Regions from separate parts of the Mus musculus genome. Here region 2 is linked to region 1. A link is a contact called in ENCODE Hi-C or POLR2A ChIA-PET data. All regions are on one chromosome and are shown on one strand. Each heading gives the region's core, a stretch centred on a gene start or an enhancer-like site at or near the end of the contact. The rest is flanking DNA. Distances are from core to core; before and after follow the strand shown. Region 1 holds the start of Rars (arginyl-tRNA synthetase). Region 2 holds the start of Wwc1 (WW, C2 and coiled-coil domain containing 1).

What was found. A loop is a pair of places that touch in the nucleus more often than their neighbours do. ChIA-PET counts read pairs that join two places held with the same protein, here RNA polymerase II (POLR2A).
Region 2: a loop to region 1 is called in a map of Patski, with 2.3 times the contacts of the local background. The contact joins the promoter of Wwc1 here to the promoter of Rars in region 1. A Hi-C loop is called at or near these places in 3 of 37 maps with a recorded cell type or tissue (Patski, T-helper 1 cell and mouse trophoblast stem cell). POLR2A ChIA-PET finds 5 or more read pairs at or near these places in 2 of 5 experiments (Patski and embryonic stem cell).

Annotation. Positions count from the first base shown.
Region 1 is chr11:35,830,805-35,837,135 of GRCm38, reverse strand. It overlaps Rars (arginyl-tRNA synthetase), which reads left to right and starts at 2,608. Exons shown (of 15, transcript NM_025936.3): 1 at 2,608-2,699; 2 at 3,830-3,964. The coding sequence starts at 2,655.
Region 2 is chr11:35,978,165-35,984,495 of GRCm38, reverse strand. Wwc1 (WW, C2 and coiled-coil domain containing 1) reads left to right here and starts at 3,969. Exons shown (of 23, transcript NM_170779.2): 1 at 3,969-4,525. The coding sequence starts at 4,407.

The DNA.
Region 1 (6,331 bases), core at 1,359-3,858:
CTAAGATGGCCTTGTTTGTTTTTAAAGATTCCTTTTATTTATATGTATATCCAAAGATGCCCATGAAGGCCAGCAGAGTTTTGTCCCCTGGAATTAGAGTTATAGAGGGGTCATGGGCCACCTATATTTCACATGAGTGCCAGAAACTCTAGTCATCTGGAAGAGTAGCAAGGGCTCTTAACCGCAGGTCTTGTTTTGTTTATAAAGAAAGGGTCTTTCTCAGCTAGGCATTCTGATATGTGCTTTTAATCCCTGTACTATTCAGGCCCAGCCTGTTCTACATGGCAAGTTTTAGGATATCCAGGGCTAGCTTAGTGAAACCTTGGGGGGGCGGGTCGAGGAGAGGGGAGAAAGAGGAGGAGGAAGAGGAAAGAAACAAAAGGAAAGAGACCAAGTTTTGGGGTTGGGGATGTGGCTCAATAGAATAGTAGTGTGGCTTAGCAAACACAAAGCCCTGGGCTTAATCCCAGCACTGGAAGAAAAGAATTAAAGACAAGACTTTGGAAACTAAAGCCCTGCATTGTTTATCCAGTGTTTGCTATTGTAGACCGAATTACTGAGATCCAGCATCCGCTGCTGTAGATCCACGGTGCTGAGAGTCACTCTCTACTGTTATAAGTTAAGTCGCAATGTTAAGCCACAGTAGTGAAGTCTATATTCTACTTGTTATATTCTAGATGCTTCTGGAATAACTCATTTCCATATCTTTGACCCATACCATGAGTACAGCTATCCCCAGAGCACGTTGCTAACTGAATGTATTAATGGGAATATGGTAAGGATAGCCATCAATTTCTGCCAACTATAGGATAGTGGGTAAATGAAGCTAATTGGAAATAGCAGGCTTGACGTTATGTACTTCTGGCCAACCATATGTATCTGATTCCCTAGGTTTCATATCTCACGCACCAGACACACCTGTTCACCATTTCAGCTCCTGACACAGTATTCCCTAACACATGACAATTACTGACTGACTGAAGGAAAGTCGAAGTCCTTCCAATCCGGCTGTGTAGCAATGGGAACATAGGCGTTTCTCAGTGGCTTGTGACCTCTTTTTTTTCCTTCCTTCTTCCTTTTTTTTTTTTTTTTTTTTTTTTTTTTTTGCTTGTTTGCTTGCTTACCTGGAGACAGGTCCTTACTCTACAGTCCTAAAACTCACTAACTCAGGCTGGAATGAATTCACAGCAATCACAGTGTTGTGTGTGTGTGTGTGTGTGTGTTTTTAACATTTTTTTATGTGCTGTGGTGATAGCCAAGTGCCTTAATGCAGCATTTTCTCAAAGTGGGTATAGGTACCACTGGTGACAATATAGAAAACTATAGGCCCGGAGAGGCAGCAGATGTAATCCCAGAACACAGGAAATGCTTGAGTTTTAGGCCAGCCCGCTCTACCTAGCAAAAAGAAAACACAGGTAGATATGGCTGCATTCTTTATTATCTATAATAATATGTTGATTGTTTTTGAAAGTTTATCTATTTTATGTATATGGGTGTTTTGTCTGCATGTATGCTTGCACACCAGGAGAGAGCATCAAATCCCAGGGAACTACATGTTCATAGGTGAGTGTGAGCTGCCATGTGAATACTGGGATCAAACTAGGACCTCTGGGGGAAAAAAAAACAGCCAGTGCTCTCAACCACTGAGCCACCTCTCAAGTCCTATATTTATTTAATATGTAGCATCTTTAGCCCACACACTCAGCCCATGGATTCATAGATATTATTGTTTAGGATGAAGATAAGTAAATTTTAACGTGAACTAAATCCATCTTGGTGGTAAAACCACGTTACCACGACCCTTGGAAGGTGGAAAGAAAAAGATCAGAAGTTCAAGACAAAAGATCAGAAGCTCAGCTAAATGCAAGACTACCCTGGGCTACATCTTTCAAACGAACAGAAGAGCCTGAGAGATGCTCCAAGAGGCTGCCTGGCTCAAGTCATTGTACCACCTTCCTTTCTTGGTAATTAAAACATTGTTTGCCTGGTAAGGAGGCTGAGGCAGGAGGATGGAGAGTCAAAGGTCAGAGTGGAATACAAAAAGTCTACACATGCACATGTGCGCGTGCACGCGCGCACTACACATACAATGAAAAGGAAAGCCATTGTTTTCTCTTTCCCCTTTCAGGCAGTCTCCATTAGTTTAAGGACCTTTTTTTATCATACATTCTAAACATCTTCACATCCTGGAGAGAGTATCTAGCACCTTAATGTGAACAACAACAAAAATGCCTGTTTAACAGAGGGATGAGTTGCAGGCAGTGGTGGCGCATGCCTTTAATCCCAGCACTTGGGAGGCAGAGGTAGGTGGATTTCTGAGTTCGAGGTCAGCCTGGTCTACAGAGGGAGTTCCAGGACAGCCAGGGCTAGAAACCCTGTCTCGAAAAAAACAAAAACAAAAAACACAAAAAATCAAAACAAAAGAGGGATGGGTTCTGTGCCCATGCCCGCGCCATGCCTCCAAGCAGAGGGTAGGTTGCTTTGGCCTGCTCCCCGCCTCTCTCGCAGTGTCTCCTGGATCCCGTTAGGGGGCAGCAGAGGGCGCGCCCTGAAAAACCAAAAACAGTGACTTACCCGGGTAGGAATTTCCGTTTCCGGCCCAAACTAGACACTTCCGCTTCCGGCCGCTTGGCATGTGAGTCGCTGACGAGAGGATGGACGGTCTGGTGGCTCAGTGCTCCGCGCGGTTGCTGCAGCAGGTTTGTCCCTGGGCGGGGCGGAGGGCTCTGGAGCGGGCGGCGGCGGGGCAGAGTCCGCAGTGGCTTCCACAGGCGGCCGCGGCGACCCCAGTCCGGGACCTCGGGGCTTGCGAAGCCTTGCTGCTCCGCTGGCCCTTTCCTCTTGGCCGGGTCGTGCGACTGTCACTCAGAGAAGAGAGGGTGGACAGCGAGCGAGGCTCACTCTGCTGGTCGCCCAGGCCAGGTTAGAGCAGGACAGGTGTGCCCTGAGACCCAGCCGGAAACTTCCCAAGAAGCCGCCAGTGTTGGTCTGGAACAGTGTCACAATTTTGAAAAACGAAAGTAAGACCAGCCCCTTTTCTTTTTCGGGCCTAGACACTAGCGTTAGGAACTCAGTTTGTCTAAGTCTTCCCTGGACAATAACTGCTTTTATGCAAATCATCCCCGAGGTGCAAAATAAATGGACAAGCTCTTTACTGCTGAGTCCAGTGAATAGTAGCAGATCTTGGAGAGATGGGGAAAAAAAAAACCATATATATATGAAGTTTACGTAGACCCAGAAAAGGCAAAGACGGACACTTGAGTGATTTCGAATATGACAAAAGATGGATTGACTCCTTTTTGTCTCGGGATCTAACCCAGAGCCAAGGCCTATGTGTGGCAAGCAGCACTGAGGGGTGCAAGTCCCCAACTCCTACTGATGTTTGTTGGTTTGTTTTGTCGTTTTTGATTTGGTTTGGTTTTTTTTAGTCCCAAGTCATTAGATTTAGCAACACAGGTAGTAAAGCCAGAAACTTGTACTCTGACTAAATCAGGATGCACCTAGCTAAAGAAGAGACTTCCGTGTTTGACTCTGGCCCTGGACTTTCAACTCACAGCCTCTCAACTGCTAGGACTGGAGATGTGTACTGCCATGCACACTTGGCTGAGTTATATTCTCTGCCCCGCAGTCCCTCATCCCCAGCACACACATGTGAACTCAGTTCCATCTCATAAAGGATGATTGCTGACGTCAGTAAAATCATTGCAAAGTCCATTCTCATTTTTCTACCCCACATGTTGTGGAGAGCGAAATGAGGAAGTCTGTGGTAAGGTTTGCCATTATCCGGGAAGCATTTGTTTGACCTGGAAAAGTTGCCTTTCCCTTACAGGAAAGGGAGATTAAGGCTCTGACTGCTGAGATCGACCGGCTGAAGAACTGTGGCTGCTTGGAAGCTTCTCCAAGTTTGGAACAGTTACGAGAAGAAAATTTAAAATTGAAGTATAGGCTGAATATTCTTCGAAGGGTAAGTGCTCCGGATGTTTTCAAATAATTTGTTGTTGCTGTTGTTGTTGTTACTGAAGATTCTAGAAGTACGTGCTATAAGAATTGAGAAGAGGAGTTTGTTTAGAAATCAGTTTTCCTGCATAAGGCAAGTTAGGACTCATTAGGCTGGAGAAAGTGGGGCGGCACTGGCTTCCCAGGGCCCTTTTAAGTAGTTTATTATGATACCCCTTTTAAGTGGTTCATTACGATGGTTTAATGGTTTGGAAGTTGAGATTTCTTCAAAGGCTTATGTCCATGCTGTCAAAGGAATGTCTTTTGTTTTTAAAACCATTTTAACTACTGTAAAAGAAACAGTTTCTCAGGAGCAACTAACAGGGATGTTTTAAAATGCACTCACTGATTCCTAACTCCTCTGCAATGAAGTTGTTTATTTTGCAGTTTTGTGTTATGCTTTATAGCATCTTTTGGGGTTCTTTTCATTTAATGTTGCGAAACTTTCTCTGCCTCTCCTCCTCCCCATCCAACAGCCTCTCTATACAGACCAGGCTGGCTTCTGGGCTGGGCTGCCTCCATCTTGAAGTGCATTTTCTTCTTCTGTGTCTCTCAGGCTGGGTTTACAGGTGTGTACTACCATGCCACCATTTGAATAGCCTTACAGTCCAGCAATGCTTATCAATGTAGTTTGTTTGTTTGTTTGTTTTAAAGAAAGCCTACCTTCAGCTTCTTTGGCCTGCCTTTCAGGTTTGCTGATGACACAGCCTAGCATGTTGCCTCATTCATTGTTCTCCAGTGTGTGTACTTCCTTCTGGATTGCACAGGCACCGCTCCAAGTCCTCATCTCAGGCGTCTGACCAGTCCTTTGAAGCACTTTATTATCTGTGTGGAGGCAGCTGTGCTCAGATAGCTTTGTCAAGTGCTTGTGCGCTGCTGAAGGAAGTAAGGGAAATAAATCCACAGCTGTGGTGAAAACAAACTTCTCTGTGTGCAAGAGACAAGGGCAGGCTGATCTTTTAGTTCCAGACCAGCCTGGTCTACAGAGTGAGTCTCGGGACAACCAGGGCTACACAGAGAAACCCTGTCTCGGAAAACCAGAGAGAGGGAGAGGGGGGGAGGGAGGGAGCATCAAAGGACTAAAGTGCTGTGTGCCATAACTTCACTCTGCCGCCTTGCCCTAGTTCTTGGGCCACATACTCCACCTTGAAAGCACGTACCGGATGGTTCTGGCAGGAGGTGTTTTACCCATGTTCTCATAAGCACGGCTGCCTCAGTTTTTTCTTATTGCTTTTCTGTCTTTTTTATGTGTTTTTAAGATTTAGAAACGTATTTAGTATTGTTTTTGAGGCACAGTTTCTATTTAGCCCTGACCTTTCTGGAGCTGTCATAAGTAGACCAGTTCTCAAACTCACATAGATCCTCTGCCTCTACCTCTGCCTCCAGAGCCTAGCCACTTAGTACATTTATTAAAGTACTCACAGAAAGCTTTTTCACACCGATAGCACTCATACATGATTGCTGTCACGATAATGCCACTTTTAAAGAATCCGTAGATTTTCGGGAATCTGCTTCTAATCTTAGTTTTCTCAAAAGCTGTTATTTTTACAAATTTTTATAATGTGAGGTTTTACAAAACCTCAAAACAGTAAAGGTGATTGTACCAAAATGTGTCTGCTTTTGGCTTTATTTGAGTCCAGGTCTCACAGTCCAGCCCTGGCTGGCGTGGTTTGTGCTCTGTGGCCTGTAGCTCTCAGACTTGTGCAGTCCTCCGTCTTGGTCTCCCAGGACTAGCTAAGAGTAGTAGTAACTCCTTGCTCCCACAGGCCTAGGAATCATGGGAGAAAGGAAGACACACACGTATAAATCAAGTAAAGAAAAGTTGCCAAGAACTTGTCAGGCTGGCTCACCTCTGTAGTCCTAGCCCCGAAAGGCAAAGCAGGAAGATGGCTGTGTGTGCAGGGCCAGCCTGGGCTATAGCTCAGGAGCCGGCCTGTGTGAGGCCGTGGGTGCAGTCCAGCTCCAGATAAAACTGCATGTGGCTGCGCGTGGTGGTGCGCGCCTTGATTCCATCACTTTCTGTGGGAGGCAAGAGGATCAGGGAAGGAAGGCAGGAAAGAAAAAGTGTTACATTGATTATATTCAAATGTTAATTTGAATGAAGTCAAGTACAGTGGCTTCTGTGTGTTTGTGTATAGGTTTATTTTAAAAGATACAAGTTTTAAAAAGTTACAAGGTTATTAGAGATTTTTAAGACTTAGGATTATATGTAACTGACATTTTCTATTGGAAATCTTTAGATTGTGAAAAGCATGAATAAGAAGTTGATAAATAAAAATTTAAAACTGATCAGGCATGGGAGCTGATCCTATATAGCCCAGCCCTTTGGGAAGTG
Region 2 (6,331 bases), core at 2,720-5,219, 150 kb before region 1:
AACTCACTTGTCTCTGCCTCCTAAGTGTTGGGGTTAAAGGTGTGCACCACCACTGCCCGGCCTGGCTTTGAATGTATTTTCTCAACCTTGAAACCACCAACTCCAGGGCACGGTTATGAACCTCAAGTAACACGTGACTGAACAGAGGGGATGTTATTGGCTCAGTCACCGAACATAACAGTGTGTGGTCTCCAGGACCCGTGGGTCGGACGGTATGAGGTAGGGAGGTATAGTCATGGAGTGGGAAGACAAAACCCAGGAGAGGTTCTCCAAGCCTCCAGTCCTTTAAAGCATGCAGATGCCAGCCAGAAACCACTTCTGAGATAGCCAGCTTTCTCTCCCTATCTTTCACTGTCTCTGTTTCTCCATCATTCCTCCTACTATTTACTTTATTGGTTTTATTGTGTGTCTATGCACATGTGATTGCTGGTACCTTCAGGCCAGAGGTGTAAGAGATACAGGCAGTTAGGAGCTGCCAGATGTGGGTGCTGGGAACAGAAACCATGTCCTCTTAGAAAGTAGTACATGCTCTTACCCAGTGAGCATCTCTCCAGCCTCCCTCTCTTTCTCTCCCTTCCCCCACCACACTCAGTTTCCCCTCCTCATTCCCCGTGAAATGCTGCCCCATCTCTTTACTTATTCATTTATTTACTTATTTATTATATATAAGTACACTGTAGCTGTCTTCAGACACTCCAGAAGAGAGCATCAGATTTTTTTATGGATGGTTGTGAACCACCATGTGGTTGCTGGGATTTGAACTCAGGACCTTTGGAAGAGCAGTCTGTGCTCTTAACCATTGAGCCATCTCACCAGCCTGCCCCATCTCTTAAGACATGTGCGGAACCTGGCCTTTCTTTTTTGCTGCAGTGAACACTGACTTTAAGATCATGATAACCTGCTGGCGAGATGGCTCAGTGGTTAAGAGTGGCGAATGCTCTTCCGAAGGTCCTGAGTTCAAATCCCAGCAACCACATGGTGGCTCCCAACCATCTGTAACAAAATCTGATGTCCTCTTCTGGAGTATCTGAGGACAGCTACAGTGTACTTACATATAATAAATAAATAAATCTTTAAAAAGGGGGGGGGCTGGTGAGATGGCTCAGTGGGTAAGAGTACCCGACTGCTCTTCCGAAGGTCCAGAGTTCAAATCCCAGCAACCACATGGTGGCTCACAACCATCTGTAAGGAGTGTCTGAAGACAGCTACAGTGTATTTACATATAATAAATAAATAAATCTTAAAAAAAAACAAATTAAAAAAAAAGATCATGACAACCTGTGGTGTTGTCTCCCATGAGCTGCCTAACAGTGAATGCAAATGCAGACTGGGTGTGGCTGGTAGTCTCTGCTCAGCCCCAAAGTTATCCATAGTTCCTAAAAGGAAGACCAGGAAGGCTGCCTGTCTCAGTTTGGATTCCTGTGGTTCAGTCACCTGCAGAATAACAACCAACTCAACCTATCATAAGGCTCAGCAGCTTTTACCTTTGGCGTGCTTGCCCTGGGCCTCTGAATGCCTAGAGATGATTCACCCGGCATTGCAGGGGGGCAGGCCACCATCTGTAGATTACATCACCCTGCTTGCAGCTTCTGGGAGATAACCTGGGATCCTAAGGCCTAAGCTTTAAGGAACCAATTGCTGTTCCAAGGCATGGTCTAAAGGTATAGAGGAACAAGCCACTGGAAAATGCCAAGCGGTGGGCATCTGGCATACAACACATTCATCCAGGAAGCTTGGAAAATAAGGCACACACACACACACACACACACACACACACCCTAGTTGGATGTGTCATAAGCAGACAAGCGTACTTTTCAGGAAGGAAAAGACATGGGTTGTCTGTGTTTTTTAGCAGAAAATAGTTCAGTTGAGCCACACTTTATAAAAGTGTGCTGGTCATCAGATCAGCCAGGGTGCTCCACGTGGACCCCTTGGTGATAGCTTAATCCCTTATTTTTCTCATTTCTTTCTTTCTTTTTTTTTTTTTTTTTTTTAATTTTTTGAGACAGGGTTTCTCTGTGTTCCCCTGGCTGTCCTGGAACTCACTCTGTAGACCAGGCTGGCTTCGAACTCAGAAATCCACCTGCCTCTGCCTCCCAAGTGCTGGGATTAAAGGCGTGCGCCATGATGCCCTGCTTCTCATTTCATTTTGCTCTTCCCAACCAGGTGGAGGGACTCTTCATTATCACATTTTTCTCAAGGGAGAGGCAGGAGGATGCTGAGCTCAAGGCCACCCTGGACTGCATAGCAAGAATCTAAAAAAACATTACAAACCCTCGATCTAAATACAATGAAGCATTAATGGTTGACCCTTCAACCATTGGTTTCACCGGTGCTAGGGTGCTTGTGTCTCTTCTTAGCTCCATCCCTGGCCATCTTGAAGTTCAGTGTCCTCATCTCCAGAACGAGGAGAAGTACAGTACCCTATCCAGGGCTTTGTCGTGAAGATTAGCTGAGATCATACTTGAAAACGCAAGCCTCGTATCAGATCAGCACGTGTTGGAAGTGATGGTTCGTTCACACTTGTGATCTCACACTTGGGAGGCAGAGGTAGGAAGGGGAGATAACCATAGTATAAGGCCAGGCAGAGCGAGGTCTCCCAGGCAAAAACTCAAAACAGATTGGCTGGTTTGGTTCAGTGAGGATGCATGCCTGGAGTTTGATCCTAACAGAACGGGGGAAGGAGGGCACTAGAAGTACTTATAATTGTGAAGGCTTTGCCCATCACAGGAAGTCTGGAGGGAGAACTCCCCAGCAGTTGGGTGGGTGGTGAGGACCTCCCTGAGATCTGAGATCCCTGGCTTCGAAGTATAATATTGATGGGATGGAGGAGGAGCTACACCCGTCCCCTATGTCCTCAGGGCATTTAGATTTGAGGAGCCCACCCTAAAACGCCTTGTGTATCAAACAGGGGATCCCCACACAGTACAGGGAGTTAACTGGTTACTCCCCACATTAAGGGATTGATTCAGACAAGGCGCTGGACTTCGTTCTTCCAGTCCAGTTTCCTGCCTCAGGCACAGTTACATTTGCACTGGGGGAAACACCAAACCTAAGAGGGAACTTTTTCCCCTTAATTCAATATTGCTAATGTCTCAAGACATTTACTTATTCTTGTTTCAGGGTTTGCCTTTTCTTTTCTCCTTTCTTTTCTCCTTCCTTCCTTCCTTCCTTCCTTCCTTCCTTCCTTCCTTCCTTCCTTCCTTCCTTCCTTCCTCCCTCTCTCTCTCTTTCTTTCTTTCTTTCTTTCTTTTCCTTCTCTCTCTTTCTCTCTCTCTCTCTCTCTCTCTCTCTCTCTCTCTCTCTCTCTCTCTCCCTCTCCCCCTCCCTTTCCTTCCTTCCTTATTTATTTATTTATTCCCCCCCCCCGTGTTTGCTAGTTTGACTCAGCCTGGAACTTTTGGATTTAAGTAATCCTTCTTCAGCCTCTTGAGTAGCCGAGAGACAGGTGCACTTCACTATGACTGGCAAAATATGTCCTTCCTTCTCCTCCCTTGCCACCCGCTGGAAGTCCTCTTAGGAAGCAGATCCATAGCATTCCTAATTTTAGGGACCCTAAGGAAAGCCAGCTACATTTGCAAATTACGGAGAGGAGGGTTGAAACAACACGGGGAGAACTGAATAGGAGGAAGACAGATGGTGTGAGTGCTGGGGGGGAAGGGACGAGAGATCCTGGAAAACTTATGTTCGCCGATTTGCAAGAATGTTTTCACTTAACCACTTCTTGCCTGACTCCTGGTTCTCAATCACAGAAAACAGGGTGTGTCAAGATTTGGGGCCACACGCGCCAAGAGCCCGGACACTCTGGCGTAGAGAGAGCCTAGCCTCCTGGGGCAGAACGGGGTGGTCGGCGATTGGGACTGTCCCACGAGGGGGCGCGTCTCGGGCTCTAGGACCCGCCCTCGCCGCGCTGGGCGCGGGGAGGAGACCCGGGAACCCTGGAGCCCGGCGCTCCGCCTCCCGTTTCCGGGGCAGCGCAGTTACCTGCACCGCCGGAGCCACACCTGGCGGAGGCAGAAGTCTCGGGGCGCGCGGCGGGGCTCCGGCAGAGGCTGCGGGCGGCGGCGGCGGCGGCGGCGGCGTGGAGCGCAGCGCGCAGCGGCAGGGGCAGGCAGGCGGCGGCTCGGGCCGCTCTCCTGGCTGGCTGGCCGCGGACTCGGGCCGGCTGGGCGCCGCGGCGGGCGCACATGGCAGCGTGAGAGGCGGGCGGCGTGGGGCTGGGGCCGCAGGGCCGCATGGACAGAGGCGCCACCCCGGCCGGCCCCCGTTAGGGCCCCCGATCCGTGGGCGCCACTCCCCGATCATGCTGCCTCGGCGGCCGCCTGGACCCAAAGCGGCCAGCCCGAGCCGCTGAGCCCCGTGGCGGCTGCGAGCTGCATGGGGGAGCGCGGGCCAGGCTCGGGAAGATGCCCCGGCCGGAGTTGCCCCTGCCGGAGGGCTGGGAGGAGGCGCGCGACTTCGACGGCAAGGTCTACTACATAGATCACAGGAACCGCACCACCAGCTGGATCGACCCGCGGGACAGGTAGGACCCGGAGTGCTCCGACCCGGACCCGGCACCGCGCCTGGGCCGCACCTGCCCTTAGTGTGCAGGGGGACTCTGCGTGTCTCTTAACAGGTCTTAGTTTGCCCCCTCTACATCCTCACCCCTCCTTGAGCTGTACAGGAGTACAAAGCTCTGAAGAGCTGCAGAGAGGGGCGGACGCCAAGCAGACTGCCGGCAGCCAGTCCCAGGTGGAGGACTTAGGCCCTTGTAGCACCTGCCCAGAGTTTTGACCTTAAGCTCTAGCAGGGTCCCCGGCTCATTTAGAAAGCGACGTCTGGCCAGGGTGAAGGCAAAGACCAAAACCAGATGAAGCGAATCTTCCCTGGGAACTCCCTTGGCTGAGGAGGGGTGATCTGGCATGGAGGGGTGGTAGGGAGCCCACGGGTCGCTGGGAAACTACTGGAGGAAGGACATTCTGGCGAAGAGAAAGCAGCTTTTTTGACAGGTGCTTCGTTGGCTGCCGAGAAAAGCTTTGGAGCAAGTCTGGGGAAGCCGGAGGTGGGAGGGGAGGGAGGGAGCGCGGGGGAGGGCAAAAGAGGGAGACTGGTTCTCCAGGAATCTCACAGCAAGTTGGAAGCTGTTAGGATGCAGATAGAGGTGAGAGGCCTCTGGCAAAGCCCTGCCTGCCCTAGCCTCCTCTCCTCCCTTCCTTCTGGGGCCAGAGGCTTCTCCACAATCCTGACCTTGGTGGGCACCTCGCTGGGTGTGCGTAGCATGAGCTTTTCCTGAGGCAGGTAGTCTTATCATCCCAGACTCCTTCCCACTTTCAGTTACTCACACCTGGCCCACATCTGCCCAGGAAGGAGGGGAGTCGTCCTTTGCCAAGAAGGAGTGTGGTCAAAGTATCCTAGGAATGTTAGATTTTCACTTGGTCTGTGACCTTGGGGGTTTGGTGCACGTAAAGCCACCCAGGATGAATTTTTTGAGCCTTTCATTTTATGGGGTTCAGATGAAGGGGATCTGAGACATCCAGAATGGGGTGTATAGCAAGATGAGGGTTAAAGAAAAACGTAGGAAGCAATGAGTTCACTTCCTCATGAGTTCGTTCGTTCATTCATTCATTCATTCATTCATCGTTTCTTGAGTTCCTACTCTGCTCAGCGCTAGTACTACAGAGTGTTAGACAGGCTGCTTTGATCTTTTGGCCTCAGTTTCCCCTTGTGTCTGATGAATGGTTTGCTTGGGAAGGAAGGAGTGATAGTGGAAACTCAGAAGCTAGACAGACAGGCCAGCCAGGGCTACACAGTGAGACCCAAAAGTTGGAAAGTTTTTAGAAAACGCAAGCCCAGTTCCTTCCCACATGCCTCACTCCACCTCTTCCCCCTCTCTTTCTCTGTGTGTGTTTAATAACGGTGTGTATGCCTGCTTGACAGTGTGTGTGCATATGGAGGTGGGTGGACAATTGTTACAGTCTAGTAGCTCCTTCCACTTCACAGCCTCCGTTTATCAAAGTCAGGGGTCAGGCTCAGGGGCAAACCGCTTAACCCACGAGCCATCTCACCAACTATCAACTCCAATTTCCCCTTGCTTGTTTGTTTGTGTATTGCTTCAAGATAAGATCTTACTGGGTATCCTTGGCTGGCCCAGAGATCTACCTGCCTCTGCCTCCAGATGGTTGGGATTAAAAGTGAGCACCACTTTACCCAGCTTATTTCCCCGTGTTTAAACGTAAGAGAAAAATCTGGAACCCAGAGATGTGATTTGCTCCTAGTGTTTGGCTATTTCCACTTACAAATTGTCCTTGTGCTCTGCCTTTTAACCTCTAATCTTGTCTAGTTCTCCCCA